Regions from separate parts of the Homo sapiens genome. Here region 1 is linked to region 2. A link is an interaction called in ENCODE POLR2A ChIA-PET data of the cell type or tissue named here. Cell type or tissue: OCI-LY7. All regions are shown on one strand. Each heading gives the region's core, and the rest is flanking DNA. Links, peaks and the distances in the headings are about the cores only.

Region 1 (15,682 bases), core at 786-5,785, 92 kb after region 2:
TTGTATTTTTAGTAGAGACAGTTTCACTGTGTTGGCCAGGCTGGTCTCAAACTCCTGACCTCATGTGATCTGCCTGCCTCAGCCTCCCAAAGTGCTGGGATTATAGGGGTGAGCCACTGTTGCGGGATTCAGGACGACAGGAGAGAGCCCTCGGGTTAAAGCAGGAGAATCTTTCATTGAGTGCACTCAGGCCCAAGCCGACTCACGTCCAAAGACGGCCCAGAACAAAGGTAGCACTTGACTTTTATACACACTTCACAAAAGGGGGTGGGCTAGCTTGAAGCAAGCTTACAGTGGCGTGACAGCAGGGATACAGAGGCAGAACAAAAACAGTTAATCAAATTGTTGTAACAGGTTTATAACTCAGGATTGCACATAACCGTTGCTATGCAACCCAGATGTCCCTTATCTAGGTTAGCCTAGGCACGGGCTTATCCCATAACCTTCACTGTGGTGCCCAGGCAGCTCAGGCTTCTCATGACCTTCGCTGTACTTCTTAGATAAAACAGAATACTTGAAGTCATGAGTTACAGAGAACAGGAATCTATAAACTCATTCCATAAAACAAAGGAAAATTTGTTTTTTCTTCTCTCTATGTTGAGGGAGTGCTGGGAGAGTCTCCAAGAGCACTTTAGATAGTATTATCAAGACTTTTCCTGGGTCTGGGCTGTGCCCATTGCTGCCTCTCAGACAAGTCAGCCTAATACATAGAACTTATTTCTCTTTTTAATTTTTTTTCTTTAATTTCCTGCCTCACCACCACGCCTGGCGCTGGATCGGATTTTGATAGTTGACATTGTAGAGTCTGGAGTCAGGCAGACGGGTTAAATCCTGGCTCTTCCAGCACAGAACTAACTCTCAGACCCAGGAGTCTGTCCCCTCTGTGCCTAGTATCTCACTTGTGAAGTGGGGATGTGGATAGTACTTGTATTAGTATTTCATTGTATTACTTATTCTTAGCTGTATAATAGATTACCACCAAATAATGGCTGCATACTGCAAACATTTATTATCTAACGCAGTTTCTGTGAGTCAAGGACACAAGAGTGGCTTGGCTGGATGGTTGGGCTGAGGGTCTCACAAGGCAATAGTCAGGAGGTCGGCAGGATTGCAGCCATCCAGGGGTTTGACTGGTGGTGGGGAATCCGTTCCCAAGGTGGCGAGTCTGTGGCTGTTGGCCACAAGACCTCTCCACAGGGCTGGTTGACTGTCTAACATGGCAACTGGCATTCCTCAGATTGAGGGACCCAATAGAGAGAGCAAAGAGGAAGCCCCAGGCCTCTCTTGTTTTTGAGGAAGGGTCTCACTCTGTCACGCAGGCTGGAGTGCAGTGGCTCAGTCACGGCTCACTGCAGCCTCGACCTCCTGGGCTCAAGCTCAAGCGATCCTCCCATCTCAGCTTCCCGAGTAGCTGGAGTAGCAGGGACGGTAGCCAAATGCCAGCACACCTGGCTGATTTCTTAAAAATATTTTTGTAGGTCGGGCGTGGTGGCTCACGCCTGTAATCCCAGCACTTTGGGAGGCTGGGGCAGGTGGATCACCTGAGGTCAGGAGTTCGAGACCAGCCTGTCCAACATGGTGAAACCCTGCCTCTACTAAAAATACAAGCAATCATCCTGCCTTGACCTCCCTAAGTGCTGGAGTGCTGAAATTACAGGCCTTAGCTGGGCATGGTGGCGCATGCCTGTAATCCCAGCTCTTGGGAGGCTGAGGCAGGAGAATTGCTTGAACCTGGGAGGTGGAGGTTGCAGTGAGCCGAGATCACACCATTGCACTCCAGCCTGGGCAACAAGAGTGAAATTCTGTCTCAAAAAAAAAAAAAAAAAAAAATTTTGTAGTGGCGGGGCACGGTGGCTCATCCCTGTAATCCCAGCACTTTGGGAGGCCAAGGCGGGCGAATCACCTGAGGTCAGGAGTTCGAGACCAGCCTGGCCAACATGGTGAAACCCCGTCTCTACAAAAAATACAAAAATTGGGCAGGCGTGGTGGCTCACGCCTGTAATCCCAGCACTTTGGGAGGCTGAGGCGGGTGGATGATGAGGTCAGGAGATGGAGACCATCCTGGCTAACACGGTGAAACCCCGTCTCTACTAAAAATACAAAAATTTAACCGGGCGCGGTGGCAGGCACCTGCAGTCCCAGCTACTCGGGAGGCTGAGGCAGGAGAATGGCGTGAACCCAGGAGGCGGAGTTTGCAGTGAGCCAAGATTGCACCACTGCACTCCAGCCTGGGCAACAGAGCAAGACTCTGTCTCAAAAAAAAAAAAAAAAAAAAAACCATACAAAAATTAATCAGGTGTGGTGGCATGTGCCTTGTAATCCTAGCTACTCAGGAGGCTGAGGCAGGAGAATCACTTCAAGCCAGGAGGTGGAGAGATCGCACCACTGCGCTCCAGCTTGGGTGACTGACTGACTGAGACCCTGTCTCAAAAAAAAATTGTTTTTTTTGTGGAGACAAGGTCCTGCAATGTTGCCCAGGCTGGTTTTGAACTCCTGGTCTCAAGTGATCCTCCACTTCAGTGTCCCTAAGTGCTGGGATTAGAGGCATGAGATGCTGCACCCAGAGGCCCCACTAGGCTCTTTGTAATCAAGTCTTGGAAGTTACACGTCATGTCATTATTTCTGTTACATTCTTTTTTTTTTTTTTTTTTTTTTTTTGAGACAGAGTCTCGCTCTGTTGTCCAGGCTGAAGTGCAGTGGTGCGATCTCAGCTCACTGCAAGCTCCGCCTCCCGAGTTCACGCCATTCTCCTGCCTCAGCCTCCTGAGTAGCTGGGACTACAGGTGCCCGCCACCACACCCAGCTAATTTTTTGTATTTTTAGTAGAGACAGGGTTTCACTGTGTTAGCCGGGATGGTCTCGGTCTCCTGACCTTGTGATCCACCCGCCTCGGCCTCCCAAAGTGCTGGGATTACAGGCGTGAGCCACCGCGCCTGGCCTACATTCTGTTTTTTAACCTGAGACAGGGTCTTGCTCTGTTGCCCAGATTGGAGTGCAGTGGTGGGATCATAGCTTGCTGCAGCCTCGACCTCTCGGGCTCAAGTGATCCTCCCACCTCAGCCTCCTGAGTACCTAGGACTGCAGGTGGGCACCACCATGCATGGCTGATTTCTTTATTTTAATTCTTGTAGAGATGAGGTCTTGCTGTGTTGCTCAGACTGGTCTTGAACTCCTGGCCTCAAGCGATCCTCCTGCCTTGACCTCCCTAAGTGCTGGAGTGCTGAGATCACAGGCCTGAGCTGCGGTGCCAAGTCCACTTCTGCCATACTGCATTTGGTGTGCAGTATAAGCCTATCCCGTTCAGTGTAGGAGGAGACTACCCAGTGTGTAAATAGCAAGAGGCTGGATTGCTGGGTGCTGTATTGGGGGCTGGGTACCGCAACCTCACAGCGATGTTTGGAGAATTAAGTTAGTTGATGATGTTTAATACAGTGCCTGGCATGTATTAAGTGCCGTGTAAGTGTTTCCTAGGATTTTGTGCCTCACTCTCCTGGTTTGCAAATGGATAATGGTCGCGTGTATCTCCGTGTTGTTAGAAGATCACAGGAGCTAAGTTGCTTGCTGTGTGTCGCTTAGGGCCTGGTCTGCAGTCAAGGTTCATTAAACAACACCTGTTCGTAGCGGCCGTTACCTCTGTATGCTTCTGCAGCAGGTGTTTGTTGAGTATCTGCTTTGTTCCAGTATGTGCGTGCAAGTGCTGGGTGCAGGACATATAGTGAAAAGGTGACACAGAAGCTTCCCCTTCGCGGTAGCTGGAATTCGTAGGTAACACAGAGCAGGGTTTCTCATCCTTGGCCCTAGTGACACTGTGGACACAGTCATTCCTTGTAGTGGGGGCCGTCCTGGGTATTGTAGGATGTTTAACATCATCCTTGGCCTCTACTCACTAGATGCCGGTAGCCCCCTCCCAAAGGTGTGACAACCAAAAATGTCTCCAGGCATTATAAAATATCCTCTGGGAAGGGGGCGCAAAATGTATTCCATTTGAGACCACTGGGAGAGACCGGTAAGACAGTCTTGAGTGATGTTAAATGGAGACTTCTTGAGGCCCAGGTCCAAGTCTGATGCTCCTCAAGTGCCTGGCAGCCAGCACAGGGCCTGGTACACAGGAGGCCTCGGGTAAATTCTGTAGAATGAATGTCCAGAATGCATTTAATACTAACCACCCTGGAAGACACTGCATAGCCTTCCAGACCCAGCTCAGGTGTCTTATACCCTGGGAAACCTTCCCGATTCTTGCAGCCAGATGCTTCCTCCTCTGCCTCCATGACCTGTCACAGCCCCACACCTCTGGACTGTGAATGTCCAGGTCCCTGGGTGCTTCTGCCATTTGCTTCCAGCTGGGGCTTGGCACCCACGGGGCTTCAGGAGACTGGCTGAATAAATGAATTAGTATGTAATACAAAAACAACAAATAAATAGAAAAAATTAACCAGGCATGGTGGTGCACACCTGTAGTCCCAGCTACTCAGGAGGCTGAGGTAGGAGGATCAACTGAGACTGGGAGGCAGAGGTTGCAGTGAGCCGAGATTGTGCCACCGCACTCCAGCCTGGGTGAAAGAGCGAGACCCTGTCTCGGGAAAAAAAAAAAAAAAAAAGAGGTGGAAGGAAAATAGACCCAGTGTGTTTCCCATAACATTATGACAACTCAGTTGTTCATTCATATGTTCACTCATTAATTCAACAAATGTTTGTGGAACAAATCGTCCTGGGCACCAAGGAGTTAGTGGGCATGAGATAGGCAAGGTCCTGGCCCTCATGGAACTAGTTTGCCTGGGTGACAGGCCGTGTGTAGGGAGCCCTTGGTCATGGCCGGATGCTGTTAACATTCACTCATTTTGACCTCCTGGGGCTCCAGGCACCTGTTAGCCGATGAAAGCGGGCAGCAGAGACCCCGGGGAATGATACTGGGTAGAACAAATGGGAGTAAGTTAGAGGACTTGGGAACACCAAGTCAGAGCCCACTTGTGTCACCTAGGGGGCTTTTATTTTTATTTTGTGTCTGCCATATCAAGGGGTTTATTTGGAATTTATCATAAACTTGATATTTTAGCCATATTTTGCAGCCAGCCATAGTGCTTCTTCTGTTCAAGTTTTCCACATTTCTTTGACAAAATGTTTATTACATGTCGCCCTTTGAGCTTGTAGCACATGACTTGTACTTAGTGTTCAATAAGAGAAACGCAAGTTTTAGCATCTCAAACTGGTTAGTTTATCACACTTTTCCTCATAAGGGTTTTGTTTTGTTTTGTTTTGTTTGAGATGGAGTCTCTCTCTCTCTCCCAGGCTGGAGTGCAGTGGCATGATCTCAGCTCACTACAACCTCTGCCCCCGAGGTTCAAGTGATTCTCCTGCCTCAGCCTCCCGAGTAGCTGGGATTACACGTACCCACCACCATGTCTGGCTGGTTTTTGTATTTTTAGTAGAGATAGGGTTTCACTTTGGCCAGGTTGGTCTTGAACTCCTGACCTCAAGTGATCCGCCCACCTCGGCCTCCCAAAGTGCTGGGATTACAGGCATAAGCCATTGCACCCAGTCACTTCCAACTGTTTTACAGGGTCATGCCTGTAATTCCAGCACTTTGGGAGGGTGAGGAGGCGGATCACCTGAGGTCGGGAGTTCGAGACCAGCCCGACCAACATGGAGAAACCCTGTCTCTACTAAAAATACAAAATTAGCTGGGCGTGGTGCCGCATGCCTGTAATCCCAGCTACTCGGGAGGCTGAGGCAGGAGAATCACTTGAACCCAGAAGTCGAAGGTAGTGGTGAGCTGAGATCGTGCCATTGCACTCCAGCCTGGGCAACAAGAGCGAAACTCCATCTCAAAAAAAAAAATTTATCACCCCAAAGAGGACACCCCATATGCATGAAGCACTAGCTCCCCATTCCCCCATCCCCCCATCCCCAGCCAGGGTGGTTTTGGCTCGAGTCCCAGAAAGGCCCAGGAAAATATTGGCTTAATTTCACCTGTAGCAGAACAGCTGGGTCCAGAGTTGGTTCACCCCAACTCTTTGCACACAGTTGAAGTTTCTGCGTGCAAAGCTGTCTTGATGCCGGGCACAGTGGCTCACGCCTGTAATCCCAGCACTTTGGGAGGCCGAGGCGGGTGGATCATAAGGTCAGGAGTTCGAGACCATCCCGGATAACACCGTGAAACCCCGTCTCTACTTAAAAATTAAAAAAATTAGCCGGGCGTGGTGGCGGGCACCTGTGGTCCCAGCTACGAGGGAGGCTGAGGCAGGAGAATGGCGTGAATCCGGGAGGCGGAGCTTGCAGTGAGCGGAGATGTGCCTCTGCCCTCCAGCCTGGGAGACAGAGCGAGACTCCGTCTCAAAAACAAAAGCTGTTTTGATGGCTAGGAAGAGGAGGGCTGGGAAGTGTGTGGTGGGTTGGGAGCAGCGCCCGAGTGCCCTGAGAGCAGGAAGAAGGCTCAGGGGCTCAGTGTGCTCACTGGCCGGGCCGAGTGGGACTGGAAGGAAATCAGTGCGAGAACTCAGGCAGGAAGCGGAGAGCCCCGCTGCATGGCCCTGCCAGGCCACCAGTGCACTGAGTACTCAGCAGATGGTTCCTAGGCCTTGTGTGACCTAGGGTCAGACGCCTTGGTGTCTCTCTTGGAGGGCTGCACAGGGTGCGGAGAGAAGCTTGACAGCTGCAGTATCGGGTGATCTATGATGTGACTAAGGGCAGGCCGTAAAATTAGGTGGCATGTAGGGAAGGCTTCCTATAGGAGGGCACACCAGGATGGGTGTCGTAGTTTAGCTGGATTCCATCCGGGCCGGAATGGGTGTGTTCCAGCACATGCAGAGACCTGGATGTCTGGGCTTTGTCAGTTGAGAGGACCTATAGGTGCGGGCATGGAGCAGGAGAGATGGACGGGGTGCAGGACTCGGAGGCCTCGGATGCTGGGCCGATGCCGGGCCGAGGGCCTGGGTTGGTTCCAGTCTTGATGGACACGGTTGGGCCTGTAGACGTTCATTCACTTAGCCTACATTTCCTGAGGCCTCACATGTGCCCCGCTGTGGTGGGCAAGCCTGGGGGTAAGAGAGGACTCAGACCCCATCCCCGCCTGTGGGAGAGGTAGGATCAGAGACCACACTTCAGGGGGACAGGGCCCTCAAGACCCTCAGAGGGGTGCTCGGTCTCCACACACGTCCCCTGCAGCAAAGGTCAGCCTCTCACGACCACGTGACCGGAATAATGGTGGCAACCACAGCTGCCCTTGAGGAGAGGCCATCCCCGGGCCACAACCCATGTGGGACGGATGCTGCGACGCGACTGCAGATCAGGCGGAGGAGAAACGAGAGTCTGTGTGTGTTAGTTTCCCAGGCTGCCGTAGCAAAGTATGAGAAACTGGCCAGAAGAATGGAAATTGATGTCTCAGGGTTCTGGAGGCTGGAAGTCCAAAATCCAGGTGGTAGGGCCAGGCTGTCTCTGAAATCTTACAGGGGAAGGGCCCTTCTGCCTTTCCTGGTGCCTGCTGAGGCTGCATCACCCGTCCTCACATGGCCTCTCCCTGTGTCTCTCTGTGTCCTTGTGTCTTCCCTCTGTGTGTGTGTCCGTGTCCACGTTTCTCCTTTTCACAGACACCAGCCATAGTGGATTAGGGCCCGCAATTTAACTCGATTACCTGTGTAAAGATCTTTCCAAATTAGGTCACCTTCTGAGGTACTGGGGCTTAGGACCTCAACCTGTCTTTTTGAAGGGGGCACACTTGAACCCATAAGACTAGGAGGACAGAGGAGGCCCCCGTCTCTGGCTGGGAAGGTGAAGTGGGGCCAGGACTGATTTGGAGCAGACAGCCCAGAGAGGGGAGGGGACAGCAGGAGGCTGGGCATGGAGTCAGTCACTCCAGGGTTGGAGTCAGCACAGGATCCTAGGCTTGGGGTCCCCAGCCCTTTCCCATTCCCTCCCAGTCCTCATGATTAAAGACAACAAATGTCGGCCGGGTGTGGTGGCTCACTCCTGCAATCCCAGCACTTTGGGAGGCTGAGGCAAGTGGATCATGAGGTCAGGAGATGGAGACCATCCTGGCTAACATGGTGAAATCCCGTCTCTACTAAAAATACAAAAAATTAGCCAGGTGTGGTGGCAGGCACCTGTAGTCCCAGCTACTCGGGAGACTGAGGCAGGAGAATGGCATGAACCCAGGAAGCGGAGCTTGCAGTGAACTGAGATCATGCCACTGCATTCCAGCCTGGGCGACAGAGCGAGACTCCATCTCAAAAAAAAAAAAAAACACAGACAGCAAATGTCCCCTGTCCTGTCTGGGACTGGTGCTGTGCTAGCACCAGGGATTGGGTAGGGAACTCAGCAGGGTCCCCGTCATCCCAAGGTGCATAGCCCAGGATAGAGTGGGGGACAGCATGGGAGCAGGCTCTTCAAGCATAGCCTGGGGATGGGGATGATGGCAACCCTGGGGGCTGACCGCTCTGCCCCTGCAGGTTCATGGGCGGGGGTGGTGAGAGCTGCAGCCTCATCGCGGAAGGACTCAGCACAGCCTTGCAGCTGTTTGATGACTTCAAGAAGATGCGCGAGCAGATGTGAGTGCCCCCTCCACCCAGGCCGGGCCGGTCTCTCTCTGCCTGGCCTGGAACCACTTTGCCTGTCGAGTGGTTCTACCTCCAGCCTCACCCTGTAGGGCATGGGCTCTGTGTCCCCAAGCACGCTGAGCCAGGAGGCTGCAGGTGTGTCCTTGGGGGACGCCTGGCCAGTGCCCGGTCTCAGCATCCCCATCAGGAAGCAGTGCCAACTCTGGGTGTCACTCCTGCCTGCCCTGCCTGCTGGGTGACGTAGAGCACATCCCAGAACCTCTTGGAGCCTCAGTGTTCTCAGCTGTAAAGTAGGGGCGTTGCTTCTGATTCCATGTGAGGCGGAATATGTGCATCTCCGCTGGTGCTGGGTCTGGGTTCCTTCTCAGGGCCTCTGTTGCTGCTGGCTCCATGTCTTCTCTCTTTCCTGGTAGTGGCCAGACGCACCGGGTCTGCCTCCTCATCTGCAACTCACCCCCATACTTGTTGCCTGCTGTTGAGAGCACCACGTACTCTGGATGCACAACTGAGAATCTTGTGCAGCAGATTGGGGAGGTGAGGACTCCAGGGTCTGAGGGACGAGGGTCTGGGGGCCCGGAGTCTTGGGTCTGAGGCAGGAGGCACTGAGGGCCTGGACTCCTGGGTCTGAGGGAGGAGGCACTGGGGGCCTGGACTCTTGGGTCTAAGCGGGGAGGCACTGGGGGCCTGGACTCAGACACAGAATAGTCACAGACTGGTGACCAGCTTTGCTTACTCTCTTTTCGAAACAGTCTGGCTCTGTTACCCAGGCTGGAGTGCAGTGGTGTGATCTTGGCCCACTGCAGCCTCTGCCTCCAGGGTTCAAGCAATTCTCATGTTTCAGCCTCCCGAGTAGCTGGGATTATAGACGCCCGCCACCACGCCCAGCTGATTTTTGTATCTTTAGTAGAGATGAGGTTTCACCATGTTGGCCAGACTGCTCTCAAACTCCTGGCCTCATGTGATCTGCCTGACTCGGTCTCACAAAATCCTGGGATTACAGACGTGAGCCTCCACACCTGGCCCACTTAGTCTTACTGACAAAACTAGAACCCAGAGTCTCCCGGGGCAGGTGATACCTGGTTTCAGGGTCTCCTGCCTCAAAGCCCAATGGGAATTGTGGTTGTAGGGCTGGTGCCGTCCAGCCACACAGCAGTTGTGGTAGGTTGGGGGCCGGCCCCAACACCCTTATGGAGGGGGCCCGTCATGACTGCTCGGCCCCTCTCCTACAGCGGGGGATCCACTTCTCCATTGTGTCTCCCCGGAAGCTGCCTGCGCTTCGGCTTCTGTTTGAGAAGGCAGCCCCCCCGGCCTTGCTGGAGCCGCTGCAGCCTCCGACAGATGTGAGCCAGGACCCGAGGCACATGGTGCTGGTTCGGGGACTCGTGCTGCCTGGTGAGGCCTGGGCACCGTGCGCGGGGATGGGGGCTCGACGTGTTTCCCCAGCTCCCTCTGACTTGGATTTTGGATTTCTCTCCTTTCTCTGCATCTTGAATCCCTTCTCTCTGGGGTTGGCCATCCCTCCTGCTCTCAGTTGGGGGTGGCTCAGCCCCAGGCCCCCTCCAGTCAAAGCAGCCAGTCCCCCTGCCTCCCGCCGCACCCTCAGGTGCCACTCTCTCAGCAGCCCCCCAGCAGCCTCTGCCCCCCGTCCCCCCGCAGTACCAGGTATGGATATTTCCGGGAAGGGACATGCTTCTGGGGACTTGCTGGAGCCCTGGCCCCTGGGGAGAAATCTAGTTGCATGTTGGAGCTTGTGGGATGATGGGAGTCCCATGGGACATTGGGAAGGTGGGACTCTTGGGGCCATGGAAGCTCATGTGCTGTGTGATGGGTGTTGTGAGCTAAGCTATCCCAGCTGGTGCCTCATGGGGCCATGGGTGGTGTGACCTCGTGGGATACCAGGACTGGGGGGCCATGGTCCTCACCAGTCCCTTCCCTTCTTCCCTTCTACCCACAGGTTCCCGGGAACCTGAGTGCAGCTCAGGTGGCCGCGCAGAATGCAGTGGAGGCTGCCAAGAACCAGAAGGCTGGGCTGGGCCCTCGCTGTGAGTCCTGGAGTGAGGATGAAGGGCGGGCAGGGGCCAGGCAGGCCTCTCTCCACACACTTGTTCCCCACTTCTTCCCTTGGTCTCTCCCACAGTCTCGCCCATCACCCCTCTCCAACAAGCTGCTCCCGGAGTGGGTCCCCCCTTCAGCCAGGCCCCAGCTCCCCAACTACCCCCAGGACCCCCTGGCGCCCCCAAGCCACCACCTGCTTCCCAGCCCAGTCTGGTCTCCACTGTGGCCCCTGGCTCCGGCCTGGCTCCCACGGCACAGCCCGGGGCACCGTCCATGGTAGGTGCCTGCACGCCTCCTGCCCCTGCTCCTTCCTCCTGCTGTCCACAGCTAGGACAGTTAGAGGATGAGTCATTTGCCTTCCAGGGGGATGTGGCTCTCGTGGTTCTGGGGCTTTGGGGGCTCGTGGTGTGTGTGCTGCAGATGCCTGAGATGAGGGTCTGGGGACAGAGTGGGGAGGCTCATGGCTCCAGGAGGGTCAGGGCTGTTCCGAGAAACCCAAGGAATCCCTGGGTCTGGGAGTCCAGGGCATCGCACAGCTTACGAGTCCTCGAATCCTGCAAGGTCCAAGCATTTGGGGTCCTGCGGCTGGCCAAGTGCTGTTCTGGGGATGGAGGGGCAGAAGAAGGGATCTTTCCTCCTTCCTGGTTTGCCCTCACAGGATGGCCCCCGGAGGCTCCCGGCCTTCCCCATTCTCATGGCCCTCCTTCCTCCCCTCTGGCAGGCAGGCACTGTGGCCCCAGGAGGGGTGAGCGGCCCTTCCCCAGCCCAGCTGGGAGCCCCAGCCCTCGGTGGGCAGCAGTCAGTCTCCAATAAGCTTCTGGCCTGGAGCGGGGTCCTGGAGTGGCAAGAGGTGAGGGGCCTGAGGGTCCATTGGGCACTTGGGACTCCTGGGGCCGTGGGGCTGGGCATGTAGGACTCATGGGGCCAGATGCGTGGGGTCTGCAGTGCTGGGTTTGGAGGCATTCGTTGCGCTGGACCTGTGGGATGCGGGGCGAGGCCAGGAGCCCCATGGAGTGGTGGGACTTGCGGTACAGAGGAGAGTCCCCATGCAAAGAACCCAGAAAAGCCCAGGATTTGGGGCCCAGAGAAGAGCCCAGGCGATGTATCATCTGGGGCACAGTGGATGGTGGGATTTAGGGGCCGGGCACGTAGCTGTAACATTTGAGGAACTGAAGGCTTGCTGGTCTGGAGGAGGGGCCTGGGGCTCATGGGACTTAAACTGGGGAACATCCTGAGCTTTGGGGCTACCAGGGTAGGACATGAGGGCTCAAGGGGACTGAGGCTTATGGCCCTTTTTACTGACATGCTCTTTTTTCCCCCTCAGAAACCCAAACCTGCCTCAGTGGATGCCAACACCAAGCTGACGCGGTCACTGCCCTGCCAGGTCTACGTGAATCATGGCGAGAACCTGTAGGTGACAGTCAGGGGCGGGGTGTGGTGGGGCTGGGGCTGGCCCCCTCCTCACACCTCTCCTGGCATCGCCCCCAGGAAGACGGAGCAGTGGCCCCAGAAGCTGATCATGCAGCTCATCCCCCAGCAGCTGCTGGTGAGTGGCGGTGGAGGGCCAGCCCTGCTGCCGGGCAGTCCTCACCCTGCTGTCTCTTTCCTGTTCCCTGCCCCACCCCCACTCCCTGCCTCATGTCCCCGCCTCACTTGCCCACACCAGCATGCCAGCCGACTTCTGTGTCTCCCGCAGACCACCCTGGGCCCTTTGTTCCGGAACTCAAGGATGGTCCAGTTCCATTTCACCAACAAGGACCTGGAGTCTCTCAAAGGCCTCTACCGCATCATGGGCAACGGCTTCGTGAGTCCAGGGCATGGGGGGCCGAGGGGTGTTGACTCTTGTCCTGCTTTCTGCTGACCTTTGACGGGAATCCCAGAGTGCCTGGGCCCACGGAAGCCGTTTTTGATGGTTGGGTGCACTTCATGCCCTTAGGTTCCTCGCCTTTCTTCTAGAGCCGTGACTTTTATTATAATCATCGTATGCACCAGATTTGAGGGATATTCCACATTAAAAATGTGAGCTGGATGTGACAGGATCAGTTAGGAGGAAGCTGTTGATTCTGGCATGGCTTTATGGGATGTGTTCATTTCCTGTGGCTGTGGTAACACATTACCACAAGCAGAGGGGCTTAAAACAACAGAAACGTGTTCTATCCCAGTTCTGGAGGCCAGAAGCCCAAGGTCAGGGTGTCAGCAGGGCCACGCTCTCTCTAGAGGCTGGAGGGAAGGCCTCTTCGTTGCCTCTTCCGGCCGGTAACCCCAGGCTTCAGGTGGCATCGCTCCAGGGTCTTCCTCCATCCCGCAGCTGTCTTCCCTCTGTGTGTGTCTCCACATGGCATTCTCTCTGTATCTTTGTGTCTGTGCTTATAAGGACATCAGTAATTTTGGATTAGGCCCCATTTTCCTGACCTCATCTTACTACAATTGCAAAGACCCTCTTTCCAGATAGAGTCACCTTCACAGGTGCTGGGGACTGGAACCTCAGCTTAGCTTTCTGGTTTTGTTTTTTGAGACAGAGTTTCACTGTTGTCAGCCAGGCTGGAGTGCAGTGGTGCAATCTTGGCTCACAGCAACTTCCGTCTCCTGGGTTCAAGCGATTCTCCTGCCTCAGCCTCCCAAGTAGCTGGGATTACAGGCATGTGCCACTATGCCCAGCTAATTTCTGTATTTTTTAGTAGAGACAGGGTTTCACCATGTTGGCCAGGTTGGTCTCGAACTTCTGACCTCAAGTGATCTGCCTGCCTCGGCCTCCCAAAGTGCTAGGATTACCGGTGTGAGCCACCGCGCCCAGCCTCAGCATAGCTTTCTGGGAGTCACAGTTCACACTTTGTAACTCGGGGAAGGAGCAGATCAGTTACTTCCGTGCACCAGGCACTCCTGCAGGAAAGAGAACCTTAGGGGGATCACCTCACGAGACCCTCACAGAACCTTGTGAAGAAGGCATTCCTGAGAGTTAGTACTTCCGGCTGCAAATCACGTAGTTTCCCAAACACATAGATAATTGGGGGCACTCGGAAAAAATGTTCTCTTATGATTCTGTGGGTCACCTGGGCTCAGTGGGCCATCTCGCTTGGCGACTCTCACGGGGTTGCCATCAGATGGCAGCTGAGACTCTGGTCATCTGAAACCTTTACTGGGCTGGATGTTCAAAACAGCTCCTCACACAGCCCTGGCTGTTGGCTGGGGCTTGGCTAGGACCGGCCATCCCAGTGTCTGCACATGGCCTGTCCACGTGGCCACACTGTGGCAGCTGGGTTCTGAGAGGGCAGGCGTTGTAGGAGCAGGCATTTATATTTTGCACAGGACAGGACATCTAGAGGGGGCCAGCTATTGGGATTGGTTTCATAGGTCTGTGACATCAGGGACAGGGCCCTGTGGTTCTCTTGGCCTCTCCTTTATAGTCACAAGGTAGCTCTCATGGCTCCACGCATCCTGTGTGCTTTCATGAAGGAGGGGAAGGGGGCTGTGTGTTTCCCTTTCTTCAAGACAGCAGAAACTTTCTCAGATTCCAGAGCAGGCATTCCTTTCACCTCCTATCCCGGACCTAGGCCACTGGGCAGCCCCTAGTTGATGGGAGGCTGCTGGGAGCAGGTATCCGTGACTGTCTGGGGCTGGGACATGTTACAGCCCCAGACAGCATTGGGAATGCAGGGGAGGAGGACACTTGGATATGGAATAGGCAGCTAGCAGGGTCTGTCTCAGGCAGGAAACCGAGGCTCAGAGAAGTCAATTCACTTGGCCAAGGTCAGCCTCGCCTCCCTCAGGAGCCCCTGCCCTGAATGCTCCATGTGTTACCCCCCTGATGACCAGTGATGTTTCCTGGGTGCTTCCTGTGGGCTGAGCCTCAGGCAGGGCTCTTGCTGTGGATCAGACATCGCATAGTCACAGCGACCCTGTGATGTGGGAGCACTCCCCGTGGTGTACACTGGCCGGTGCTGAGGGCTGGAGGATCTCTTGGATACCCGGGGTCCGACCCACCGTTGATCACAGGCCTGTGGGTACCACGCTGTGCATCTAGGCCGCTCTCCCGGCCGTGACCCTCAGCCGCCCTCTGAGGAGGCCGCCGTGGCATTTTATGCCCAAGAAACTGGGTCCATGAGGAGCAGGTGGTGGCTGAAGGTTGAAGAGCTGGGCTCCAGCACTTTCTCTCCGCTTTCCCTCTCAGTGGGCAGCTGGAACCCTAGCTTGCCCTGAGCGCCTCAGTTTCTGTCTCCAGAGCAACCCATAGCACACCTGTTCTCCTTAACCTTCTATAGCAGAAACCTCACCTCACCTTGCCTGTGGGGCCTCTAGAGCCTTCTGGAATGGGGAGGGGGTCAGGGCTGCCTCTTTCAGGGCCTGAATGGTTCTGAAGAGCTGTTGTCCACCCAGGCGGGCTGCGTGCACTTCCCCCACACGGCGCCCTGTGAGGTGCGCGTGCTCATGCTCCTGTACTCGTCCAAGAAGAAGATCTTCATGGGCCTCATCCCCTACGACCAGAGCGGCTTCGTCAACGGCATCCGGCAGGTCATCACCAACCACAAGCAGGTCCAGCAGCAGAAGCTGGAGCAGCAGCAGCGAGGAGTGAGTGTTGACAGTCCCCAAACCAGCACTCCGACCCCCTCCTGCCCGGGCCCCACATGGCCCCCTGGGGTCTCCAGGACCAAGATGCCCACCCTTCTCCCAATATGTGGTGCCTCCAAGCTAAGTCCCACTCAGATTTTCTTGCAGTCTCTCTCCTTTTTCAGCATCCACATCAAAGCCCTGACACAGCTTCCTCCTGGAGACCTTGGAGTGTACGGCATCCCTCCCAGACCACTCACCCCCAAAGAGAATGTCCCCATCTCCTTACTAGTTCCCCTCAGGGCACAGGCCCTCCCGCCTCAGATTCAGGATGCCACCACCCTCAGTTACTGACCTGCCCCTCTCTCCCCGTGCAGATGGGGGGACAGCAGGCACCCCCAGGGCTGGGGCCCATTCTGGAGGACCAAGCCAGGCCCTCACAGAATCTGGTGAGGACAGGGCTGGCGGGGTCGGGGCTGGGTTGGGGAGGCCCCAAGGCTGCGCTCTGTGCCTGCAGAAGGGGCGTGAGGCCC
Region 2 (15,682 bases), core at 6,827-11,826:
ACCAGAAATTTTAGCCTAAAAATAGTTCTTTGCGGCCAGGTGTGGCGGTCATACCTGTAATTCCAGCAGTTTGGGAGGCCGAGGTGGGTGGATCACAAAGTTAGGAGTTTGAGACCAGCCTGGACAGCATAGTAAAACCCCGTCTCTACTAAAAATACAAAAAATTAGCTTAGTATGGTGTCATGCCTTTAGTCCCAGCTACTTGGGAGGCTGAGGCAGGAGAATTGCTTGAGCCCAGGAGGCAGAGGTTGCAGTGAGCTGAGATCATGTTACTGCACTCCAGCTGGGTGATAGAGACTGTCTCAAAAAATATCAATCAATCGATAAAATAGAGGACGTGCGCCTCTTTCTGAGTCTGATTTGGCTTTATGTAAGGATAAGTTTGGCCAGTTTTTGGAGAATCCAGTAATTTATTGAAGAGTTTGTTAAGTTGGCCATGTCCTGTGACCTGACTTGGCATGACTAATGGATATTATTGTCTACCTGCTCTACAGTAGAGGAAAAACAGAGGATTCTAGGCACTCCCCATGAAACCACAAATGGAATGGCCACTTGCAATCAAAGCCATGCCATTTATTGGGAGGAGGGAATGCAACCCCAGATTGGCCCCTGATCTGGTTTTGGCTGTGTCCCTGCCCAAATCTCATATTGAATTGTAGCTCCCATAATTCCCCCATGTCGTGGGAGGAACCCAGTGGGAGATACTTGAATCATGGGGGAAGTTTCCCCCATACTGTTCCGGTAGTGAATAAGTCTCATGAGATCAGATGGTTTTATAAGGAGTTTCCGCTTGTGCTTGGCTCTCATTCTCTCTTGCCTGCCACCATGTAAGACGTGCCTTTTGCATTCTGCCATGATTGTGAGGCCTCCCCAGCTATGTGGAACTGTAAGTCTATTAAACCTCTTTTTCATCCTTTTTTTTTTTTTTTTTTTTTTGAGACAGTCTTGCTCTGTCGCCCAGGCTGGAGTGCAGTGGCACAATCTCGGCTCACTGCATCCTCCACCTCCTGGGTTTAAGCAGTTCTCCTGCCTCAGCCTCCCAAGTAGCTGAGATTACAGGTGCCTGACACCACTCCCGGCTAACTTTTAAATTTTTAGTAGAGATGGGGTTTCACCATGTTGACCAGGCTGGTCTCAAACTGCTGAACTCTAGTGATCCGCCTGCCTTGGCCTCCCAAAGTGCTGGGATTACGGGCATGAGCCACTGTCCCTGGCCAGTAACAAAGTTTTAGAAGTACAGAGTGTTAGGGCCAGGTGTGGTGGCTCACGCCTATAATCCTAGCATTTTGGGAGGCTGAAGTGGGTGGATCACCTCAGGTCAGGACTTGGAGCATTTTGGGAGGCTGAAGTGGGTGGATCACCTCAGGTCAGGACTTGGAAGAAGAGCTGAGGCAGGGCTTGCTTGTCTGACATAATGTAAAAGAGTCTGGAACATGTCCTGGGTCCAGGGTCTCAAACCCCTCGTGGCCTATGGAACACCAAGCTCTGTGCCTAAGGGTGGAAGGCTGCCCTGCCACACTGCAATCTAAGCCCAGGACATAAAACCCCTCGTGGCTTGTAAAGAATCCAGGGCTCTGGGCATAAAACCCCTCATAGCCTCTGGAATGTGTCCAGACTCGCTGGCCCCTTGCTCCTTGCTCTCCCAAGATCATAAACTGGTTGTGTCTTGAGTGAAAAGAACCTGTTCTCCTTTATCTCAACTAGCAGAGCATACGCTAAACCGTCATAGCTACGCTTGGTGCACCACTACCTTTCTACCCCCATGTCCGCACGTCCTCACCACCTGCTTCTTTGTTTGATTACCAATAAATAGTGTGGGCTCCCAGAGCTCGGGGCCTTTGCAGCCTCCATACACCAGCGTTGGCCCCCTGGACCCATCCTATGTACTCTTAACTTGTTTTGTCTCATTCCTTTGATTCCGCCGGACTTCGTAGCCCCCACGACCTGGTGTTGGGTCTGATCACCCCAACAAGCCTGGTCAACATGGTGAAAGCCCGTCTCTACTAAAAATACAAAAATTAGCTGGGTGTGGTGGTGAATGCCTGTAGTCCCATCTACTTGGGAGGATGAGGTAGGAGAATCGCTGGAACCTGGGAGGAAGAGGTTGCAGTGGGCAGAGATGGCGCCACTGCACTCCAGCCTGGGTGACAGAGCAAGACTTCATCTCAAAAAAACTAAATAGGCTGGGCGCAATGGCTCACACCTGTAATCCCAGCACTTTGAGAGGCCAAGGCAGGTGGATCACAGGGTCAGGAGATTGAGACCATCTTGACTAACAAGGTGAAAACCCGTCTCTACTAAAAATACAAAAAAAAAAAAATAAAAAATAATTAGCCGGGCGTGGTGGAGGGCACCTGTAGTCCCAGCTAATCGGGAGGCTGAGGCAGGAGAATGGCATGAACCCGGGAGGCGGAGTTTGCAGTGAGCAGAGATCGCTCCACTGCACACCAGCCTGGGGGACAGAGCGAGACTCTGTCTCAAAAAAAAAAATAAATAAATAAATAAATAAAAAATAAAAAAAGAGGAAAAGGTAGTAGCCCTAACCCCATTGTGTCACTCTCTCTTGAGCCTGCCCACATGCCTTTTTCTTGTGTACTTTTTGCTTTGCAATAAGTCTCCTTACTTTCACTATCTTCTGACTCATCCTTGAATTCCTTACTTCTCGTGATGATGTCAAGAGCCTGGCATTTGGGGACCTCTCACAGCCCACTGGTATCACCTTTTTTTTTTTTTTTTGAGACAGAGTGTTGCTCTGTCGCCCAGGCTGGAGTGCAGTGGGACGGTCTCAGCTCACTGCAACCTCCACCTCCCAGATTCAAGTGATTCTCTTGCCTCAGCCTCCAGAGTAGCTGGGATTACAGGTGCCTGCCACCATGACCATCTAATTTCTTGTATTTTTAGTAAACACGGGGTTTCAACAGGTTGCCCAGGCTGGTCTCAAGCTCCTGACCTCAGGTGATCCGCCTGCCTCAGCCTCCCAGAGTGCTGGGATTATGGGGGTGGGCCACCATGCCCGGCCAACAATGATGTTTCTTTTCCTCGCCGTCTTAGACATTGCTTTAGGAAACACTCTCTATTCGAATTATTTATTAGACCTCGCCTGCTCCCATAGGAAACTTCCCAACTAGACGGCTGTCCCTTTAAAACTGTTTTCCTGCAATGTTACCCACCTGGCCTGGCCTCAGTACTATAATAATACCCATGCCATCTCTCCTACAGGCAATGGTATCTACTTTGTACCACTTATTCAATGCCATTTATAGGGCAAGTTTTTTTTTGTTGTTGTTGTTTTTTTTTTAACAAAGTATCGCTCTTGTTGCCCAGGCTGGAGTGCAATGCGTGATCTCGGCTCACTGCAACCTCTGCCTCCCAGGTTCAAGCGATTCTCCTGCCTCAGCCTCCCAAGTAGCTGGGATTACAGGCACCTGCCACCATGCCTGGCTAATTTTTTTGTATTTTCAGTAGAGATGGGGGTTTCACCATGCTGGCCAGGCTGGTCTTGAACTCTTGATCTCAGGTGATCCGCCCGCCTCGGCCTCCCAAAGTGCTGGGATTACAGGCGTGAGCCACCGCGCCTGGCCAGGGCAGGATCTTTTAACACTACCTGTCAAGTAAATGCCACACATTTTTGCCCTGATGGTACCATCAAATACATTTCTTCTTGTCTCCCTGGAGGGTCTTAGTCCCTCTGTAGACAATTATGCCCTTCTCTACTCCCATAGCTGCCTCTCATAATAATGGTATTATTTTAAATTACCACTTTCCAGTCAAATTCTTTTTTTCTCTTTTTTTTTTGAGATGGAGTATCACTCTGTTGCCCAGGCTGGAGTGCAGTGGAGAGATCTTGGCTCACTGCAACCTCCACCTCCTGGGTTTAAATAATTCTCCTGCCTCAGCCTCCTGAGTAGCTGGGATTACAGGCACCCGCCACCACACCCAGCTAATTTTTGTATATTTAGTAGAAATGAGGTTTCGCCATGTTGGCCAGGCTGGTCTCAAACTCCTGACCTCAAGTGATCTGCCCACCTCAGCCTCCCAAAGTGTTGGGATTATAGGCGTGAGCCACTGTCCCTGGCCTCCCCCCAAATTCTTATCCCATTCATGCTTAAACCAAAGCGTCACTTAGATAACAGAGATGCTCAACCTTCTTAACTCCCCTCCCACATGGGTTTGTGCTCCCAATGGATACCTTTGGCTATATGGACGCTGTAGTAGTCCGTTGTCACACTGCTATAAAGACATAGCTGAGACTGGGTAATTTATAAAGAAAAGAGTTTTAATTGACTCACAATTCTGCATGGCTGGGAAGGCCTCAGGAAACTTACAATCATGGAGGAAGGGAAAGCAGGCACGTCTCACGTGGTGGCAAGAGAGACAGAGGGGCAAGCGCAGGAACAACTGCCTCATAAAACCATCAGATCTCATGAGAACTCACTCACTACCACGAGAACAGTGTGGGGAAAACCACCACCATGATCCAATCACCTCCCGCCTGGATCCTACCTCGACGTGTGCGGATTACGGGCATTACAATTTGAGATGAGATTTGGGTGGGGACACAGAGCCAAACCATATCAGATACCCATTCAGTCAGCCTCCAAATAACTTTTCTTTCATTTGAAATCATAAAACCCATGGTTAACAGTGTATTGATAACATTTGTTTCAGGGGTCAATGTATAACAGGACAGGCAAAGCCCTCTAATATACAGTTACATGACATCACTCACCCAAGTGCTAAGCAGGCAGTTGGCCTTATCTTGGCTGAAGTTGGGGCTGCCATCAACTTGTTGGCCCCATGGGGAGGATTTGCCCATCATGAGGCAACTCTTCAAAACTTTACTTCTTCACTTAGCCAGGCACGGTGGTTCACACCTGTATTCCCAGCACTTTGGGAGGCCAAGGCAGGTGGATCATGAAATCAGGAGATCGAGACCGTCCTGACTAACATGGTGAAACCCCGTCTCTACTAAAAATATAAAAAATTAGCCAGGTGTGGTGGTGGGCGTCTGTAGTCCCAGCTACTCGGGAGGCTGAGGCAGGAGAACAGTGTGAACCCGGGAGGCGGAGCTTGCAGTGAGCCGAGGTCACACCACTGCACTCCAGCCTGGGCGACAGAGCGAGACTCTGTTTCAAAAAAAAAAAAAAACAAAAAAAAAAAAACTGTACTTCTTTACTCTGTACACTGCTGTCTCATAGACTACAGGACAGTTTAGATAAATTGAGACTGTCCCTTGATTCTGTAACAGATGTAGTAATGGGTAACAGATTAGCATTAGTCTATCCATGGTCTAATGGAACATTAGTAATTAGTATGGTCAGTGGAACAACTGTAATTAATAAAACCTGCTGTACCTATATAAACACCTCAGATCAAATGGAGAAAAATATCAACAAGATATACAAACAACTACCTGGCTACCTTCATCATACTCAGACTGGTACAGAACAGCTGGGGTCCCGGCTAAACCCTATCCTTAAGCCTGGAACCGCCGCCCTAAGTGAAAACAGCTGACCCCATTTTTCCATCCAAATGTTGCCTTTTTGGCCTGCCACACCTCTATCCTGTGCCCACAAAAAGACTGCCGCTGGCAGAGCAACACAAGCGGCTGATGGCTGAGCATCAAAGACTACGGATAGACACGGCTAACTTCAGATGGCGCAGCTTCAGGGAAAGATCACCTTCTTCCCACACCCTCCCCTGGCCTCCATTCCACTGAGAGCCACTTCCATCACCCAATAAAATCCTCCCCATACACTACCCTACAATCTGTTCGTGTGACCTAATTCTTCCTGGACACCAGTCAAGAACCCGGATGCTGAGAGGGCAGGGGCTTGGACGCTCCCGCACAGAGCCTGCTCCCACCAGAGAGGAGTGACTGGCCGGCTCCAGCGTTTGTTCCCTTCAGTTCCTGCACTCGCTTGCTCCCACGCTCCCTCTCATGAGGAGTCACCAGCAGCAGGCTGAGCCAAAAAAGCCACTCCAGTTCCCGCCCATGAAGAGGATCAAGGTCAAGGTGATGTAGGAGTTAAGACGAAATCACTTAGACTGATAGGGCAAGGGAGTCCTTGGTAAGGCTTTCCTTTTTAATGAAAAGCAGCCCCGAATCATTTTCTAATGAAGAGCGGCTTGTAAAGTTGAGCTGCAGAGATAGGCATGCAAGCTGGGAGCTTGCCTGGGTGAACGCCGGCCTGGCGGGAACAAGGAACTAGGGACTAGACATGTTCAATATGGTGGCTCCATCTTCCCTTCTCTGCCAGCCACGTGTACAGTTAACGAGCAGACAAGAGGGCTCTGGCCATGGGGAGAGTTCATTTACATAATAAGATTAGGGTGGGGAGGGCTTGGCTCGGTGGCTCACGCCTGTAATCCCAGCACTTTGGGAGGCCAAGGCGGGTGGATAACCTGAGGTCAGGAGTTCAAGACCAGCCTGGCCAAAATGGTGAAACCCCATCTCTACTAAAAATACAAAAATTAGCTGGGCATGATGGCGGGTACCTGTAATCCCAGCTACTCGGGAGGCGGAGGTTGCGGTGAGCCGAGATCGTGCCATTGCACCCCAGCCTGGGCAACAAGAGCGAAACTCTGTCTCAAAAAAAAAAGAAAAGAAAAAAGAAAAAAAGATTAAGGAGGCCTATATAATGTTTGAGCAGGGAATAAAGTAGGAATTTGGCAGGACTAACTTCCAAGACAACATGTGACACGACCCTGCTGATAACACAGGAGACAGTAAAAGAAACTGGCCAAAACCAGCTGGAACCAAGACAGGATGAAAGCGACCTCTGGCTACCCTCACTGCTCATTATACACTAATTAGAATGCATTTGCATGCCAAAAACACTTCCACCCGCGCCATGACAGTTTGCAAATGCCACGGCCATGCTGAGAAGTTACTCAGTATCATCTGGATGGGGGAGAAAATTCGGGTTCTGGGAGCTCCCTGTTCCTTACCCAGAAAACTCATGTATAATCCACCCCTTATTTAGCATATAATCAAAAAATAACTATAACCATAAAAATATATCAAAACAGCCAACCAATAGCCCTTAGGACTACTCTACCTGTGGGGTAGCCACTCTTTGATTCACTCCGTTTTTTTTTTTTTTTTTCTGGAGACAGGGTCTCCCTCTGTCGCCCAGGCTGCTGGAGTAGAGACATATTCTCGGCTCATTGGAAACTCCACCTCCCAGGTTCAAGCATTTCTTGTGCCTTAGCCTCCTGAGTAGCTGGGACTACAGGCACACGCTACCACACCCGGCTAATTTTTGTATTTGTTTTGTTTTTTGTTGTTGTTGTTGTTTTGAGACGGAGTTCCACTCTTGTTGCCCAGGCTGGAGTGCAGTGGCACCATCTTGGCTCACCGCAACCTCCGCCTACCGGGTTCAAGAGATTCTCCTGCCTCAGCCTCCCAAGTAGCTGGGATTACAGGCATGCGCCACCACGCCCAGCTAATTTTGTATTTTTAGTAGAGATGGGGATTACAGGCGTGAGCCACAGCGCCCGGCCAATTTTTGTATTTTTTAGTAGAAATGGGGTTTCACCATGTTGGCCAGGCTGGTCTTGAACTCCTGGCCTCAAGTGATCCACCTGCCTTGGCCTCCAAAGTGCTGGGATTACAGGGGTGAGACACTGCACCCAGCCCCTTTTTTCCTTTACTTTCTTTTTTTTTTTTGAGACGGAGTTTCACTTTTGTTGCCCAGGCTGGAGTGCAATGGCGTGATCTCCGCTCACTGCAACTTCTGCCTCCCGGTTTCAAGAGAGCCTCCTCTCTCAGCCTCCCAAGTAGCTGGGATTACAGGCACATGCCACCACGCCTGGCTAATTTTTGTATTTTTAGTAGAGATAGGGTTTAATCATTTTGGTCAGGCTGGTCTCGAACTCCTGACCTCAGGTGATCCGCCCGCCTACACCTCCCAAAGTGCTGGGATTACAGGCATGAGCCACCACGCCTGGCTATTCCTTTACTTCCTTAATAATCTTGCTTTCACTTTACTGAATCCACTTGCTCTTCAATGTATTATTTTTTTTCTAGACAGGGTCTCACTCTGTTACCCAGACTAGACTGCAGTGGTACCATCATGGCTCACGATAGCCTCAACCTCCCAGACTCAAACAACCCTCCGGCCTCAGCCTCCCAAGTAGCTGGGACTACAAGTAGGCACCACCATGTCCACTTGGCCAATTTTTAAAATTATTTTTATTTTCATTTATTTATTTTTTTGAGACAGAGTTGCCCAGGCTGGAGTGCAATGGCACGATCTTGGTTCACTGCAACCTCTGCCTCCTGGGCTCAAGCGATTCTCCAGCCTCAGTCTCCCAAGTAGCTGGGATTACAGGTGCGTGCCTCCATGCCCAGCTAATTTTTGTATTGTTAGTAGAGACAAGATTTCACTATGTTGGTCAGGCTGGTCTCGAACTCCTGACCTCAAGTGATCCGCCAGCCTTGGCCTCCCAAAGTGTTGAGATTACAGGGTAAGCTACCGCGCCTGAGCTAAAATTATTTTTAGTATAGACAGAGCCTCACTATGTTGCACGGGCTGGTCTTCAACTCATGTTGCTCTTGAATTCTTTCCTCTGTGAAGCCAAGAACCCACTTGGCCTCCCAGACTGAACCCCAATTTTGGGGTGCGTCCTGTGACAGCAGGACCAATATAATGCTGTTTCCTGTAGTTACTGCCACCACAATACCACAGGGTCCTCTTTTTGCCTTTTCAGTTTCCTAGTTACCAATCCTTTAATACCTAAATTTATTTATATTCGATCATCTCTGTTAAAATAACCAGTGTGATTTCTGTCTCCTGAATATACCCTGACTGACACAGATATTTGTAATAGGAAGGAGCTTTCCAAAGGTAGGTTTTGGAAAATTGTTTATTCATTTATTTATCTATTATTATTTTTTGAGACAGGGTCTTACTCTGGCGCCCAGGCTGAAGGAGAGTGGTGTGATCATAGCTCATTGCAGCCTCGAGCTCCTGGGCTCAAGCAATCCTCCCACCTCAGCCTCCTGAGTAGGTGGGACCACAGGCATGCACCACCATGCCCAGCTAATTTTTATTTTATTTTATTTTATTTATTTATTTTTGAGACAGAGTCTCACTCTGTCGCCCATGCTAGAGTGCAGTGGAGCCATCTCGGCTCACTACAAGCTCTGCCTCCTGGGTTCACGCCATTCTCCTGTTTCAGCCTCCCGAGTAGCTGGGACTACAGGTGCCTGCCGCCAAGCCCAGCTAATTTTTTGTATTTTTAGTACAGATGGGGTTTCATTGTGTTAGTCAGGATGGTCTCAATTTCCTGACCTCGTGATCCACCCGCCTCGGCCTCCCAAAGTGCTGGGATTACAGGCGTGAGCCACCGCACCCAGCACAAGTTTCTAATATGAAGGTTTGGGCATCAGTTGAAAATGAGTGGGACTTTGAAACTTGAGGCTGGGTGCAGTGGCTCGCACCTGTAATCCCAGCACTTTTGGAGGCTGAGGTGGGAGGATCACGAGGTCAGGAGATCGAGACCATCCTGGCGAACATGGTGAAACCCTGTCTCTACTAAAAATACAAAAAAAAAAAAAAAAAAATTAGCCGGGCGTGGTGGCAGGCGCCTGTAGTCCCAGCTACTCCAGAGGCTGAGGCAGGAGAATGGCGTGAACCTGGGAGGCAGAGCTTGCAGTGGGCCGAGATTGCACCACTGCACTCCAGCCTGGGTGACAGAGCAAGACTCCGTCTCAAAAAAAAAAAAAAAAAAAAAATCACCCAGGCATGGTGGCATGTGCCTGTTGTCCCAGGACCTCAGGAGGCTGAGGTGGGAGGATTGCTTGAACCCAGGGGGTCGAGACTGCGATGAGCTATGTTCAAGCCACTTCACTCCAACCTGGTTGACAGAGCAAGACCCCATCTCAAAAAAGTCATTCCTTCAGTCTCCTTCAACCATCACTCCAGTGAAAATACTTTTGTTGCTCAATGCTATAATCAGTTTCCCGGTTCTCATCGTAGCTGACCAACAGAAGCATTTGGAATTGATTGCTCCCTTCTCATCGGTACATTTTTTCACTGCCTTCAAGGACATCGTCTTATTTTATTTTATTTTATTTTTGAGATGGAGTTTCACTCTTGTCACCCAGGCTGGAGTGCGATTGTGCAATCTTGGCCCACTGTAATCTCTGCTCCCAGGTTCAAGCAATTATCCTGCCTCAGCCTCCCGAGTAGCGGGGTAGTAGTGGTGCCACCCACCACGCCTGGCTAATTTTTGTATTTTTAGTAGAGACGGGGTTTCACCATGCTGGCCAGGCTGGTCTCCAACTCCCGACCTCAGGTGATCCGCCCGCCTCGGCCTCCCACAGTGCTGGGATTACAGGCGTGAGCCACCGTGCCCGGCCACATCATCTTATTTTGATTCTCCTCCTACTCACTGGTTATTCCTTTTCGTTTTCCACCGTGAGTTCCATCACTTATTTGATTTTAGGCTTCTGAATTTTGGAGTGCTCTGAAACCTAGGTTGTTCTCTCACTCGCTGTCGCTCTAAGATGAGCTCAGGACTTTAAACTCTCAGCTCCAGAAGGAGTTATTCCAAAGAGCTCGCAAACCTGTGGGTATGTGTAGCAATGGATTCTAAGGGTTTTGGACCAGGGAGGATGGAATGTAAGGTTTGATCGGACTGAAGTAATTAATTTTTTTTTTTTTTTTTTTGAGACAGAGTCTTGCTCTGTCGCCCAGGCTGGAGTGCAGTGGTGGGATCTCAGCTCACTGCAATCTCCACCTCCTCGGTTCAAGTGATTCTCCTGCCTCAGCCTCCCGAGTAGCTGGGATTACAGGCGCCCGCCACCACGCCCAGCTAATTTTTTGCATTTTTAGTAGGGATGGGGTTTCACCACATTGGCCAGGCTAGTCTCAAACTCCTGACCTTAGGTGATCCGCCCACCTCGGCCTCCCAAAGTGCTGGGATTACAGGCATGAGCCACCGCGCCTGGCCTGAAGTAATTAATTTTTAGTTTTAGTTTTTTGAGACAGAGTCTTACTCTGTCACCCAGGCTGGAGTGCAGTGGTGTGATCTTGGCTCACTGCAACTTCTGCCTCCCAGGTTCAAGCGATTCTCCTGCCTCAGCCTCCAGAGTAGCTGGGTTACAGGTGTGCACCACCACTCCCAGCTAATTTTTGTTTTTTTAGTAGAGACGGTGTTTCTCCATGTTGTCCAGGCTAGTCTTGAACTCCTAGCCTCAAGTGATCTGCCCACCTCGGCCTCCCAAAGTACTGGGACTATAGGCATGCACCACCACGCCTAGCTAATTTTTGCATTTTTAGTAGAGACGGGGTTTTGCCATGTTGGTCAGGCTGGTCTCCAGCTCTTGACCTCAGGTGATCCACCTGCCTCAGCCTCCCAAAGTGCTGGGATTGCAGGTGTGAACCACCACGCCCAACCTAGTTTCTTAGAAATAAACATTTAATAGGGACTTAAGAACAGAAGCTGGACCAGGGACAATGGCTCATGCCTATAATCCTAGCACTTTGGGAGGCTAAGGCCAGTGGATCACTTGAGCCTAGGAGTTTGAAAACAGCCTGGGCAACATGGTGAGACCTTGTCTCTACAAAAGATAAAAAAATTAGCCAGGCATGGTGGCATGCACCTGTGGTCCCAACTACTCGGGAGGCTGAGGTGGACGAATCAGTTGAGCCCAGGAGGTTGAGGCTGCAGTGAGTCATCTTTGTGCCACTACACTCCAGCCTGGGCAAGAGAACCAGACCTTGTCTCAAACAAACAAACACAGAAGGCTGGACACAGTGGCTCACGCCTGTAATCCCAGCACTTTGGGAGGCCAAGGCGGATGGATCACTGAGTCAGGAGTTTGAGACCAGCCTGACCAACATGGCGAAACCCCGTCTCTACTAAAAATACAAAAAATTAGCCGGGCGTGGTGGTGCGCTCCTGTAGTCCTAGTTACTCAGAAGGCTGAGGCAGAAGAATCGCTTGAGCCTGGGAGGTGGAGGTTGCAGTGAGACAAGATCGTGCCATTGCACTCCAGCCTGGGCGACAGAATGAGACTCTATAAAAAAAAAAAAAAAAAAAAAAGACAGCAGATCCCTGCACTGTTACCCCCCCAGACCTAAAGCTTATAGACCATAAAGAAAAGGTGATTGGCCGGGAGCGGTGGCTCACACCTGTCAGGCTGGAGTGCAGTGGCGCGCGCGATCTCAGCTCATTGCAAGTTCCACCTCCTGGGTTCATGCCGTTCTCCTGCCTCAGTCTCCCGAGTAGCTGGGATTACAGGCGCCTGTCACCATACCTGGCTAATGTTTTGTATTTTTAGTAGGGACGGGGTTTCACTGTGTTAGCCAAGATGGTCTCGATCTCCTGAACTCGTGATCCACCCGCCTTGGCCTCCCAAAGTGCTGGGATTACAGGTGTGAGCCACCATGCCCAGCCTAAACTGGAAATCTTAGGGCCCTTCCCAGAGCTGGGGTGAGTCAGATGCCAACATGGCAGATGAGCATCCAAGATGAAGTTGCTTTTCCCTCTACCAGTGGTCTCAGAAAACAGATGCTAGACTGAGCGCGGTGGCTCACACCTGTAATCCCAGCACTTTGGGAGGCCAACTGCACCTGAGGTCAGGAGTTTGAGACCAGCTTGGCCAACATGGCGAAACGCTGTCTCTATTAAAAATACAGAAATCAGCTAGGCATGGTGGCGGGCGCCTGTAGTCCCAGCTACTCGGGAGGCTGAGGCAGGAGAATTGCTCAGACCTGGGAAGCAGAGGTTGCAGTGAGCTGAGATCGCGCCACTGCACTCCAGCCTGGGTGACAGAGTAAAACTCCGTCTAAAAAAAAAAAAAAAAAGATGCTGAAGACGGGATTCTGGGATTAGGTTATTCACCTCTTTGCTCTTTGATGAGCTGTTTAATGATGTGATGATATCCTGGGAGGTGGAAAACGGGATGACAGTTATTGCATGTAGTGCCATCATTCATTATTTATTATCTTTGGTTGTTTGCAATGAGGTTCCAGTAAACAAATCAAAAGCCTTGGCTGGGTGCGGTGGCTCACGCCTGTAATCCAAGCACTTTGGGAGGCCAAGGTGGGCGGATCACCTGAGGTTGGGAGTTCGAGGCCAGCCTGACCAACATGGAGAAACCCTGTCTCTACTAAAAATACGAAATTAGCCAGGCGTGGTGGCACATGCCTGTAATCCCAGCTACTCAGGAGGCTGAGGCAGGAGAAGCACTTGAACCAGGGAGGCAGGGTTGTGGTGAGCCAAGATGGCGCCATTGCACTCCAGCCTGGGCAACAAGAGAGAAATTCCGTCTCAAAAAAACAAACCAACAAACAAACAAAAACAAAAGGCTTTAGCCAGGCATAGAGGGCACACCTGTAGTCCCAGCCATTGGGAGTCTGAAGCTAGGGGATTACTTGAGCCCTGGAGTTCAAGGCTGCAGGGAGCTGTGGCATTGCCCTCCAGCCTGTGTGACAGAATGAAATTCTGTCTCTAAAAAAAAAACCTTCTGTTGTTGTTGTTGTTGTTTGTTTGTTTTTGAGAGGGGGTCTCGATCTGTTGCCAGCCTAGAGTGCAATGGCGTAATCTAGGCTCACTGCAACCTCCGCCTTCCGGGTTCAAACGATTCCCCTGCCGCAGCCTCTCTAGTAGCTGGGACTATAGGCACGTGCCACCACGCCTGGCTAATTTTTTGTATTTCAGTAGAGATGGGGTTTCACCATGTTGGCCAGGATGGTGTTGATCTGACCTCGTGATCTGCCCGCCTCAGCCTCCCAAAGTGCTGGGATTACAGGCGTGAGCCACCGTGCCCGGCCAAAAAAAACCCTGTTTTTAAAGACTTTAGAAAATCAACTAACTGCTGACCTTGACCAATATAGTGGGAGCGATGAGGGCTGTGGAACAGAACAGCTATTTCTGTCACACTGGGAAGATGACATAAAGAAAATGATGAGCTCAGGACTTTAATCTCAGCTCCAGAAGGAGATGGAGATGCTGTGTATTTCCAAAGAGCTCGAAAACCTGGGTGTATGTGTAGCAACAGATTCTAACAGTGTTGGACCAGGGAGGATGGAATGTCAAGTTTGATGGGAATGAATTAATGTATTAATTCTGAATTTAATGTGCTAGCTTGAGCAGCTGTAAGTAGCTCTAATAATAATGGACCAAAACTTGGGTTCAGTGATGGCCTACATTTAAGTAGGTTAATATCCCAGAACCTCCCTGGTAGAATGTCAAGAAGAGAAGATAAAGTGGCCGGGGGGGTGGCTCAGGCCTGTAATCCCACCACTTTGGGAGGCTGAGGCAGGCGGATCAGCTGAGCTCAGGAGTTTGAGACCAGCCTGGCCAACATGGCGAAACCCTGTCTCTACTAAAAATATAAAAATTAGCCGGGCATGGTGGTGCGCATCTGTAATCCTAGCTACTCAGGAGGCTGAGGCAGGAGAATCTCCTGAACCTGGAAGGTGGAGGTTGCAGGTTGCAGTGAGCTGAGATCATGCCACTGCACTCCAGCCTGGGTGACAGAGTGAGACTGTCTCAAAAATAATAAATAAATAAATAAATAATAAATAAAATAATCTAAAGGATTTGGGAGGTAGCAACTCTGGAATAGACTTGTTATGTGCAATCATTTGTCTCTCCTCCTGTATATACCCCCGGGAGTACACAGGAACATTCTTTTCATTGAGAAATGAACTAGGGAGGAGTATAAATAAGTGGATGGATGGATGGATGGATGGATCAATCAATAGATCCATAGAGTGCTCTCCATTCAACAATTGAAGCACACACATTTTTTTCTCAAGCACACTTATAAAAATTGATCTGTACTAAACCAAAAGAAAGCCCCGATAAATTCAATGAACAGGTATCATACAGATCAATGTTTCTGATCACTATGCAATTAGATCTCTAGTTAATGTCAAAAAGAGGAATTTAAAATCCTCATATATGTGGAAATTTAAATTGTTTTAATTTTTGCTTTTGAGACGGGGTCTTGCTCTGTCACCCAGGCTGGAGTGCAGGGGCGCGATCACAGCTCACTGCAGCCTTGACCACCCAGACTCAAGCCATCCTCACACCTCAGCCTCCCTAGTATCTGGGACTATAGGCACGTGCTACCACGGTAAGCTAATTTTTTTTTTATTATTTTTAGCAGAGACAGGGGTCACTATGATGCACAGGCTGGTCTTGAACTCCCGGGCTCAAGCAATCCTCCCGCCTCGGCCTCCCAAAGTGCTGGGATAAGGTGTGAGCCACCACACCCGGCTTTCCCTGCATTCCAGGGGACTTGTTTACAGTCTTTTAACTTTGAATTCTTTTGTTGTTTTAAGTGTGTTTCTTTCTGTCTTTCTTTGTTTTTTTTTGTTTTGTTTTGTGTTTGAGACAGAGTCCCACTGTGTCACCCAGGTTGGAGTGCAACGGCGCAACCTCGGCTCACGGCAACCTCTGCCTCATGGGTTCAAGCAATTCTCCTGCCTCAGCCTCCCAAGTAGCTGAGATTACAGGCATGCGCCACCACTCCCAGCTAATTTTTGTATTTTTAGTAGAGACTGGGTTTTACCATGTTGGCCAGGTTGGTCTTGAACTTCTGACATCAGGTGAACCGCCTGCCTCAGCCTCCCAAATTGCTGGGATTACAGGCATGAGCCACCGCCCCCGGCCAGTGTGTTTGTTATAAAACAGCATTGATCTGGATTTAGTGTGT

Evidence for each region. Peaks named below come from ENCODE experiments on the same cell type or tissue, not always from the same donor. Only the 100,000 strongest peaks of a DNase experiment are listed, where the experiment ranks them.
Region 1: POLR2A ChIA-PET joins it to region 2 with 5 read pairs; 6 of 35 experiments call an interaction of 5 or more read pairs at or near these places.

The regions. Positions count from the first base shown.
Region 1 is chr19:49,820,008-49,835,689 of GRCh38, forward strand. MED25 (mediator complex subunit 25) reads left to right here. Exons shown (of 18, transcript NM_030973.4): 4 at 8,442-8,540; 5 at 8,963-9,083; 6 at 9,779-9,941; 7 at 10,081-10,211; 8 at 10,504-10,591; 9 at 10,687-10,880; 10 at 11,326-11,454; 11 at 11,929-12,014; 12 at 12,093-12,150; 13 at 12,301-12,408; 14 at 14,979-15,170; 15 at 15,527-15,598. MIR6800 (microRNA 6800) reads left to right here and starts at 12,011; the gene lies at 12,011-12,092. RefSeq lists enhancers at 14,552-15,052, 15,053-15,553. In OCI-LY7, for the core only: no CTCF peak of the experiment used is centred there; DNase peaks (open chromatin) are centred at 3,314 and 3,634; H3K4me3 peaks cover 1,503 bases; H3K27ac peaks cover 4,893 bases.
Region 2 is chr19:49,721,725-49,737,406 of GRCh38, forward strand. No RefSeq gene overlaps it. Among named protein-coding and RNA genes, the nearest start is that of TSKS, 34 kb to the right of the region's middle. RefSeq lists enhancers at 1-136, 5,341-5,841, 5,842-6,342 and a silencer at 12,055-12,230. In OCI-LY7, for the core only: no CTCF peak of the experiment used is centred there; no DNase peak of the experiment used is centred there.